Linked DNA regions of Mus musculus: region 2 is linked to region 1. The links are chromatin loops, found by intact Hi-C in ENCODE. Cell type or tissue: heart. All regions are shown on one strand. Each heading gives the region's core, and the rest is flanking DNA. Links, peaks and the distances in the headings are about the cores only. Region 1 holds the start of Stt3b (STT3, subunit of the oligosaccharyltransferase complex, homolog B (S. cerevisiae)). Region 2 has its middle 2.9 kb from the start of Mir467h.

Region 1 (5,314 bases), core at 1-5,000:
AAAGGTTCCTGTCATTACTGCGCTGTAATCTGAGCCACTTCCAAACTAGTGTGAGAGACTGCTGTTATTAGCTTTGGAGAAAACTGTTTTAAAAGTCAAAAGTAATGACAGGCAAGCTATACAACCTCCCTTGTAAAAAATTTTCAAGAATGATTATGAGATGGAAGAATGAATGGCATGCCTATTAGTAACAGCTATGAAAAGAAAACCTAAAGTGAGCACAGTATTCTTTTTGTTTGAACTTGATTTCTCTCATTAGGTCTCTTGAGTTAGGCATTCCATGAGATTCACACAGACAAGTCCCGATGCACGATGGGGTGCAGGCAGGGAAAATTCCTTTACTACACCTATCTGCTAATTAGAATGCTCTAACATTCCAAGCATAACATTTCATCAAAAATAAACAAACATTTAACACTACCGCTGGTAGATGGGAGAGCTTAGTTAAGTAGGTAGGCCTTAGCTGTGGACACTTGCAGATCAGCAATGTGAATTAAAATGTAAGTGGAGCAGACTCAAGTCAAAGAACTGTTTCCATACACAGCAGAATAGAAACAAAATAGATTTTCATGAATAAAAAAAGTTATGCTCTTCAATTCCTAAAGCCATCTAATCTAAGCCGCCTCAAGTGCAGCTTTACTAGGGGAAAATGACAAAAAGAAACTTTAAAATCGCCTTGTCATTTATTTGTGCATTTATCTGTAATTATTAATTTCAGCTTCTGAGTGCACTCCTAACAGTTCCCAGCCTTCCATTTGTAAAAAATGTTACTTCATGGAAGTATCTGTACAATTACCCTGGAAATATTTCCAGTTTTTGTTCCACCCCGTGCTATCTTCATCTGAAAAGACACAACTTTCTCTTTTCATGTTGTTCAGTAAATTCTGCGGCTTTCATTTCTAGTCAATCTCAGTTTTAATCTAATTGATTGTTTCAAAGAATACTCTATCTAGTTAGTTAAGACTTCACAAATATTCGTAGGTTCGTATGTAATCTCCACCAACATGATTTTCTCCTCTGGTTCCAAATAACATAATGGTCATTTATAAAGCAAATCTAATGTTAGAAAAAAATGGAAACCTCTTAAAATAGGACGAAAACACCTCACAGCAGGCCATCACTGTAGCTCACTGCTTCTCTAAACAGGTTTTCCTTGAGTAGGCCCCTCTGGTGTTCAATAGATATTGCAGCATAAATATTTTTCTTAAAGTACAACTTAAATCTGATACTTAACACATAAGCCCCCCCCAAAAAACTCATTTATAACCTATATATGTACTAACTCTTAAGAAGATTCTCTGTGCATTTCAAATGGTAAGACAAATACCCTACCGTTTAATTATGTCTAATTACAAGTAAGATTAGTTCAAGGTTGATAGGGCAGCCTGAAGAATAAACTAGTTTAAAGAGGCGCGCTGGCGCTCGCTCTCAATCTCTCTCTGGGGGAAAAAAAAAACAAAAAACAAAAAACAAAAAACAAAAAACTTAACTCAGGTTGGGCCAGGAGGAAGAAAGTGAAAAGCAATCTTCCCGTGTAGGTAACTCAGTGTTCGAAGTTAAGTCCCTAAAACCAGTGAGTGCCATGCAGAGCGTGCAACTTCGGCACCACAATCTAGACTCTCAGCACTGTGGTACGGCTTGCTCTCTTCTCCACAGACCTTCCAGCAGACACCAATAAAAGAACTCATGCAACCCAGTCGGATATTGTAGCAACAACGAGGGTGAGAGTTCAGCTAACAGAAAAACGATCTCGCTCTAAAAAGCAACGCAATACAACTGTGCAAATAGTGTGGCGAGCTGAGAGCACTTAAGGGCCTTAGGGGGGAAAGAGACACTCCGGAAAATACCTGGTGCTGGAAAAACACGAGGCGCTACCACTGCGCTCGCTTTCGGGATAATATTTTCCCCCCCTACATTCTAACACTCCACTCTCCCGGAAAGAAAGCATGAAACTGCGAGGCTGAGCGGACAAGGGGTTCCAGTCACCACCAGCAGCCAGAAGGCAATCCCGGGGCTGCTCCGATGGCAGGAAGGAGAGAAATGAAATAAAATGCAACAAGGCGCAAAGCTGCGGCGGAGAGGGCGTGGGGAAGGGGGCCCCCGGAGCAAGCCGGGGCGCGGCGGCGAAGAGGCGCCGCGCGGAGCCGGCCCACCCCGGCGGCCGAGGACCCAGGCTCCGCTCCCAGGCAAACTTCGCCAAGCGGGCAGGGGGCGCGCCCGGCCCGGCCCGCGGGAGACCGGGTGGGATCCGAGGGGCTCCAGACAAACGGGGACCGCGGGCTGCCTGCGGGGGAAGGGCGGGCACACTCACCACGGGTCGAACTCGTGGATGATGCTCTCGAAGCGGATGACGGCGAAGAGGCGCGAGCTGAAGCCGGCCAGCCAGGCCAGGAAGAGGATGGTGAAGGAGAGCAACGACTGCCACCCGGCCGGCTGCGACAAGCCCCCGGACAGCCCCGCGGGGGGCCCCGGCTTCGGCGCCGCCGCCCTGGACGCGCTCTGGGTTCCGGGCCCATGGTGCCCGTGGCGGCTGTTCCCCAGAGCCATGAGGCCGCTCCACGGGGACGAGTTGAGGGACGACTTGTGCTTGCTCTCCGGGGCCGAGGGCTCCGCCATGTTGTGCCCCGGCGGCGGGTCTCGCTCGTCCTCCGCGGCCACCGCCGCCGCCTGGAGCGAGGGGTGCTGGGCGGAGACCCAGAGGAGGAGGAGGAGGGCGACGGCGACGACAACGAGGAGGAGGAGGAGGCGGAGGCGGAGGAAGAGCTGGGCGCGCTCCCGCCCTCAGCACCGCGAGGCCGGGACACTGGGGGTGGTGGAGGCGGCAGCGATCCGAAGTCTCCGCCTCAACAGTGGCCGCGACCGTCGCGGTCTCAACCCAAAAGGCCCCTGCGCCCCACTAGCCATCCGTGTCCCCCGTGCGGCTGAGGAGGCGGCGGTGGCGGCGAGAGCCGACGGGACGAGGGCGCCAGAGGAGCGGCGGCTCGGAGCGGCAATGACATTCCCCCGCCCGCCCAGCCGCGAGGAGCACAAAAGGGGAGGAGCCCCCTGGAGTCCGGGCGGAGCTCAGGCAACCTTTGACTCCGCCCCCTCGCCCAACAGGAACTGGCCCCTCCGCCTGTCACAGAGCGACAGGTCCGTTAAGGGGCGGGGCCGGAATGGCGGCGTGCGCCAATAGGAGCGCGAGCGGGGCCTTGGGCGGGGCTTCGGCTGAATGGCCCTCCACCCCCTCCGCCTCGCGGCCTCCCGCCTATTCGCCGCCGGCCGTGGCTACGATTTCATTGTCAGTTGAAAGACGCGGTTTCGCGCGCGAGCCCGTTCGGGGCCCTGGGGAAGGGCACCAGGAGGTTCGGCTCGCTTCCCCGCGCGGATTCCGACTCGAGCAGCAGAAGGTCCCACGTCCCAGTCGACCGAAGGAACAGAGAGCACGGCTTGGCCGGGTGCTCGGCGGCCGTGACTTTTAACCCGCTCAGCGCGGGGCGCCCGCCACGTGACGGGGCGCGCAGGCGCGGTGCGGGGCCCTAGGCGCGTGGGTCCAGCCGCTGTGCTGAACGTGCCAGAGTGAGTGGCTGGGTCGCTACATTCTCTGTCCCCGCCCTGCTGCTCTGAAAACTTGGAGTGGGCAGATGTCGTCCGAGCTGCAGTAAGATGTAGCCAGGCGGACACACACATAAATGTCACATTCTTTTTGCTGTGTTCTCCAGGACTTTTTTTTTTTTTTTTTTTTTTTGCAGCTCAATCTTTTGACTGCAAGAATTCATTATTTACACCTGCCTACGTTCCGTCACCAAATTAACTTTTCCTGGACTGTATTAGCTATTGCCCAATTTTCACTCTAGCCAACTGAAACGTAGGAACTTTTCCTTGTCTGGGGCAGTTTGCTTGTACCTTCTCCTTCCTCCACAACTAGCTCCGCCCATCCCCAAAAGGACAAAAGTCAGAACTAAAGATCCGGAGGGTCATTGCAGTGTTAGAAGCCCTCTTGGCAGGTACAGAGGTTAATGTAGAAACAAGGGCCGGCTAATATTTCACTGGTTTCTCGTGTACATTCACAACTGTCCATCTTGTTAGGGAACACCAGAATCTTTAAAATGTGTGTAAAGATTAAGTCCTGTAAATTTGCAAAATAAAATTATGTTCCGTTGCTCATTGTCAAAGGTTAGGTAAATGAACAAATGTACCTAACTAATAGGCTCAGCCACTCCCAACCTGGTGATTAACTTTGCCGGTTTCCTTATAAAAATAAATAGACTCTCATCAGGGAAAATGAACAGCTTCCATAAATAGACCTCCTCACCACCATTTTAATATCCAACATTTATTAAACATGTAAATTTTAATGAGATTCATAGTGGAATATTAACCAATCCCTTAGAACAAAGAGGTGACATGGCCTTTCTCAGAAAAGTGCACATTAAAATGGCAGCGTTTATTTTTGCCCATGTTTCATGAGCCAATGTTCTATTAATCTAAAATAACAGAATTTATCTGACGACTCTCATTTTAGACATTTTGGGTGTCTCTGGTGTTGCAGATGTTCCCTGATGAGTTTCTCTGTCTTCTTCCTCTTGGCTGTTTAATCGCGGGAGGCCCCATGTGAAGGGGAGTAGAAACAATTAACAATAAATTATAAAACACAAGTCACCTGTGTGGGACCATCCCTTCATCTTTGTGTGTGAGAGTGGGCATACATGTACTAAGGCATAGCATGTGGAGGTCAAATTACATGCTCAGATGTTGGTCCTTTTGACACACCAGGTTAGCCTCCTGTCTCAACCTGTGGGTCTTGATCCTTGTGTCAAACTTCTATCTCCAAAAGTATTTCCATGGTGACTCATGACAGTAGCAAAATGGCACTTATGATGTAGCAACAGAAATAATTTTTATAATCGGGGGTCACCACAACACAAGGAGTTGTATTAAAGGGTCACAGCATTAGGAAGGTTGAGAACCACTGCCTCAGGGCGTTGGGATTATAGGCACCTGCGGTCATAGCCAGCCTTTTATGGTTCTGGGAATTCAAACTGAAGTCTTCATACTTGCGTGGCTCCTTAATATAAAGTGAGTTTATCTGAGAACACTGCGGAACACGGTTCAGAAACATAAGGAAACTCAGGGTCATGATGTGGACAAGGACAAAGAAGGAGCCCGTGGGAAAGCATGAGGACGTACTCTAGCGGGGAACTGGAGAGCAGTGGTCCTGTCCTCCCACCCACGTCAGTCAGCTCCAGGTACGCCTGCTGTGTAAACTGTGGCAAACACTGGAGGAGCAGTCCAGGGAAGACTGATGGACAACCGGATGGGAGCGTTACCCGAG
Region 2 (5,380 bases), core at 201-5,200, 75 kb after region 1:
TGTGCATGTATGTGGACATAAGTGTGTGCATGTATATGTGTGTGTGTGGTGTACATAATTATATCTATGTGTGCATGTATGTGACATAAGTGTGTGCATGTATATGTGTATGTGTGTGGTGTACATAATTATATCTATGTGTGCATGTATGTGGACATAAGTGTGTGCATATATATGTATATGTGTGTGTGGTGTACATAATTATATCTATGTGTGCATGTATGTGGACATAAGTGTGTGCATATTTGCACACAGACTTGATGTTGGGTGTCTCCCTTGATCTCTCTCAACACTATTTTTTGCAACAGGGTCTCTTGCTGAACCCAGTGTGTGCTGATTCTAGCTTCTCTTGCTAGTCAGCCTGCCCTGGGGATCTCTGCCTCCTGAGTGCTGGGATTACAGGCGGCCACCACGTGTTTTCCAGCATTCGCTTCGGTTCTGGGACTTCCAACTCCAGTCTTCATGCTTACATGGCAAGCGCTTGACCCATTGATGGGAGTTGAGCCACCTTCCTGCTCCTTAGCTTGCTTTCCTCTATAGGATTTATGACAACCTGATGTCTTTCCACCTTATGGGTCTATCTTCAGACTCTCTTGAGCAAAACCTCCCCGAGGCCTGGGGAATCGACCTCTGTAGCTTCGTTTCCACAAACCAAGGTCTAGCACATGGAAGTGCTTCGTTTATTCCATGCGTGAACAGTGAACAGGTGCCACGTTAGGATTCTGTTCTTTCTCCCGATCGGCCAAAGTAGCCAGGGTTGCTCTCACATTTGGTAAACCTGGTGTTCACTGGATTCCAGAACCGTTTCTGAAGTCAAATTCAGAGCAGAGATGCTTTATAAATCCACGCAGGGCCCGTATTAAATGATAACAGGTTATCTGCAAGTTGACACAGTGTAATTTGAGCCCACTTGAGGTAATTCCAAGGTAGCTCTCATCCAGGTAATGAGCTGTTGGCAACCTGAAATTCTTCCTGCTATTTTCTCTGCCTGAGGCAAAGCGCTCTGTACTTTTGTAAGGCGTGCAGAGAACGTGTTTTGACCAGTCCTGACAAAACCGACACATGCGTATGTTTTCGTGTGTGCTTGGATAATAAAGGCGAGTGGGGGGTGGAAATACAAACACTTGTCATGGATTTTAAGTTTATCATCACAATTATGCATTTGCTTCTACGGTAAAGAGTGAGCTGAGTGTGGCGGCTCACATGTATAATCTCAGCTCCTGGAGGCTGAGTCAGAGGATTGTTGTGAGTTCAAGGCCAGCCTTGGTTATATAAAGAATTTCAGGCTTGCTGGAGCTTAATAAATCAACCAACCAGCCAACCAAGAGAAACCAAACCATAGGAACTGAACAAATAGTACAGGATTAAAAATAAATACAATAAAGGTTGCAGAGATGACTCAGTGGTGAAGAGCTTGCGGCACAAATATGAAGACCTGAGTTAGCATCCCAGGGTCCATGCAAAAATGCCAGGTATAGTGCACATGCCTGTAGTTCAAACACTGGAGAGGCAGAGACAGGAGAATCCCAAGAGCGTGCCAGCTAGCCCGACGAGCTAAATCTATGAACTTCAGGTCCAGTGAGAGACCCCGTCTTAAAAAAACAAAAGGAAGGATCTGGCACTGTGGCATATACCTTTAATCCCCATACTTGAGAGGCAGAGACAGGTGGATCTCTGTGCGTTTGAGTCCAGCCTGGTCTACAGAGTGAGTTCTAGGGTAGCCAGGGCTATAAAGAAAGACCCTGTCTCAAAACAAAACAACCAAAGTAGAAAGGGACTGATATTCATCTCTGGTCTCCATATGTTCCTGCACCCATCCTTACATTTGCAGAGAGGGGGGGGAGGGGGAGGGAGGAGGGGGAGGAGGGAGGGGGGAGAGGTAGAGGGCCAGAGAATAACTTTGGAATAGACTAGAGTCATTCATCCCCGTGGTCTGTTTTATTCTGGTAGGATTAGTTATTTAACCTCCGGGAACCTTGGCTTCCTGCTCTGTAGATAAGAGGTTACAATACATGGTGATTTCAGCTTTAGCTCAGGTTGAAAACATCACAGTGTTGGAGTGTTCTGGCCTATTCTAAGAGCCAAGAATACAAGGAAGTTCTGAATGAGAGAGACAAAGTTTGGTCCAAGTTGGCTCTCTTAAGAGGAGTGACCTTGCTATGTAAAGCCCTTTGTCCTCCTTGCAGAAGCGGGGACAGCTGGATTGGCTGACGAAGGACATCATTCTACCAGCACAGATGGGTCTCCTGCCAGCTCCTTCTGGCTGGGCTCAGCACAGACAGTTGTTCTGGGCTCTTCTCCCTCTTTGCTTTCATTCAAAGAAGACTCCATTGTAACAATCTTCCCTTTCTACTATTATTCTGTTGAGTGTGGTGTATCTGAAATTTGATTTGTGTGCAAGTGGGTGTGCTTGCCTGTGGGTGTCAGAGTACAACCCCAGCTGTTGTTCCTCAGGCAACTTCTACTATTTCTTGCTATAGGGTCCCTCAGTGGTTTGGATATTTGTCAAGTAGGCTAGGCTATCTGGCTAGTGATCTCCAGGGACCTATCTGTCTCTGCCTCCCATCTCACCATTGCCAAGGTTACAAAGCAAGCTTTGCCTTGCCAGGTTTTTATGTGTGTTCTGGGGATTGAACTCAGGTCCTCTTGGGATGTGTTTTAGTTTGTTTTCTGTGGCTGTGATAAACATCGAGACCAGAAGGAACTTGGGGAGGAAAGAGTTTGTTTTAGCTTACAGCTTATAGTCCATCACTGAGACAAACAGAAAAGGCAGGAGCATGAAGCAGAAGCCAGCGAGGAACACTGGTTACTGGGTTGCTCTCCCATGCTCTTTGCTAGTTTCTTTACCTAGCTCAGGCCCACAGGCCTAGGGATGGTGCCACCCATAGTGGGCTCGGCCCTCCCACCTCAATTAGCAGTCCAGAAAATGTTCTTAGTCTAATCTGAGGGACAACTCTTAGATTGAAGTTCTCTTTTCCCAGGGGTGTAAAACTAATAAGATCAGCCATCACACCAGGCAAGGGTTTTGCTCACTATGGAGCCATCTCTCTAGTCCTAGAATCATCCTGATTGTGTCATTTAGTTCGATGTCACTGGACCCTGAGAAGTGATACTTTTCTCCACAGGAAGAAGATGCACTGATGTCACTGGGTGACTTTTGGTTTTCTGTTTTCTAAAGGACCTTGGCCATAGTAGGTGCTCAGAGGATGGGGTGGGCTAGCTGCTTCTGTTACCACGGTCATTCTTGGTGCTACTGCCTTCTCACCCTCCGTGGTGATGTGGATGTGGTCATTAATCTCAATTCCACCTGGGTTTGCTCAGTGGTTGTGGGCTTGCTCTATAGAAGGTCCAGGATTCCTGCTGAGTTCCTTTAGAGTTCTAGAAATCAATATACTCTCAGCCAACAGGCTGCAGGGAGCCACTGAGGGCAAATTAATCACAGTGTGTATGTAGGTATATTTTAGTTAATTTTCTGTTGTTGCTGTGTGAATGATATTAATTTATGTATTATATGTATCATATGTTTATGTATATTTTAATTTTCTGTTGTTGTGTGTGTAATATTATTTCATGTAATATATGTATCATGTGTGTATTATGTATATTTTAGCTAATTTTCTGTTGCTGTTTGCATGTATAATATTATTTCCTGTGATATATGTACCATGTATGTCTATTTTAGTTACTTTTCTGTTGCTCTGATAAAACAACGTCACCAAGGCAAGTGTTAGAGGGAAGTATTTTGGCTTCTGGTTCCAGCTGGAGCAGGGTCCATGACGGTGAAGAGAGGCAGGGCATAAGTAACAGGAATGGCAGGAGAACGAGAAGCCGAGAGCTCACACCTTAAGCCGTAGGTAAGAAGCCTAAAGAGTACATTAGAAGTAGGGCAAGTGAAGACCCTGAGCCCCTCCCCACCGACACACTACCTCCTAGCCTCCCCATGCCCACCGACACACTTCCTCCTAGGCTCCCCCAAATAGCGCTACCAACTGGGGAGCAAAAATTCAAATGCCCAAGACCATGGGGGACAGTCCTCAAGTTACCACTCTGTGTGTGTGTGTGTTTATATGTCTATGTGTGGTGCTTATGTCTCTGTGTGTGTGTGTGTGTATGTTATGTGTATGTGTATGTATGTTATGTCTATGTGTATGTGTGTGCATGTCTATGTGTATGTCTATGTGCGTGTATATGTATGTTATGCCTATGTCTATGTGTGTGTCTATGTGTGTATATGTATGTCTATGTATATGTGTATGTGTGTGTGTGAACAAGTGTACATATTTTTCTCCAGATAGGGGTTCATTATAGCTTAGGCTGGTCTCTTGAATTTCTGGCCCTCCTACCTTCACCTCCAGGGTACTGGGATTACAGATGTGCATCATTATACACTATTTATGCCAGGGACTGAGCCCAGGACTCTGCATGTTAGTCAAGTACTCTATCAACTGAGCTGTATCTCCTGCTGATTCTGATGGGCTCAGACAGTTCTAATCAAACTAGAATAGGAACAGGGATTTGGCAGGCAGAGCAATAAACCAGAAAGCTTGCTGCGAGAGGTTGAGCACATTGCTTAGTAGGAGAGTGCTCGCTTAGCATGTAGGAGGCTGTGGGTTCAAGTGCCAAAGCTACACATACATGTCAAAGGAAATATAAACCACTTGTGAAATACCTGGACTTCCTATCGCTGGCCTCACTCCTGTCCTAAGGCAGATGTGATGCTGTGGCTTGTGTGGCGTAGCTCTCTGTGTGACCATGCTTTACTCTCTGTCCATGTCTGCCCCATGCACCCACCTCCATTCCTTCTTCACTTTCATATGAGCTCAACAGACTTTTCATAGCTCCTAAAATCCTTTAGCACATAGCATCAAGAGGAAGAGGTTTCGGACTTAATTGACCTTGGAAATACCATCATTACATTTAATTGTCTTGGACTTGGGGGAACGGATAGAGTTCCTGTCCATAGCGTGCAGGTCCAGGTGCTTGCTCCTCATCTAAGGCTCAGCCTAAAGTGAACCTCACATCTCCGGGATGGAGATGCAACTGTTCTCTCTCCAATGACAAAGTCCTAGTATGTTTCCTTTGCCCACATTATGAGGTTGGCATCTGTCGAAGGTAGTGGCTTTGCAAAGGAGAAGGGATTTCACTTACTATTTTGGATTGTGAGTGTGCGTGCGCGCACGTGCGCACACATGCAGATCAAACATCGGCACTGAGAACCTTCCCTTGTCACTCCATCTTAATTTCTGAGGCAGTGTCTCTCACTGGACCTAGAGCTTACCGATTCAGCAAGACTGCCCAGCTAATGGGTCCTAGGGTTCCTTCTGTCTCTACTTCCCCAGCGCTGGGATGACAGGTTTCCTTCCCATCATCTGGCTTTCCA

What was found. Hi-C counts contacts between places; a loop is a spot of excess contacts. Peaks named below come from ENCODE experiments on the same cell type or tissue, not always from the same donor. Only the 100,000 strongest peaks of a DNase experiment are listed, where the experiment ranks them.
Region 2: a loop joins it to region 1, with 2.1 times the contacts of the local background. A loop is called at or near these places in 1 of 42 quality-filtered maps.

Annotation. Positions count from the first base shown.
Region 1 is chr9:115,307,441-115,312,754 of GRCm38, forward strand. Stt3b (STT3, subunit of the oligosaccharyltransferase complex, homolog B (S. cerevisiae)) reads right to left here and starts at 3,028. Exons shown (of 16, transcript NM_024222.3): 1 at 2,312-3,028. The coding sequence starts at 2,616. In heart, for the core only: a CTCF peak has its summit at 3,021; a DNase peak (open chromatin) is centred at 3,151; H3K4me3 peaks cover 4,110 bases; H3K27ac peaks cover 3,585 bases.
Region 2 is chr9:115,382,020-115,387,399 of GRCm38, forward strand. No RefSeq gene overlaps it. Among named protein-coding and RNA genes, the nearest start is that of Mir467h, 2.9 kb to the left of the region's middle. In heart, for the core only: no CTCF peak of the experiment used is centred there; a DNase peak (open chromatin) is centred at 2,192; H3K27ac peaks cover 570 bases.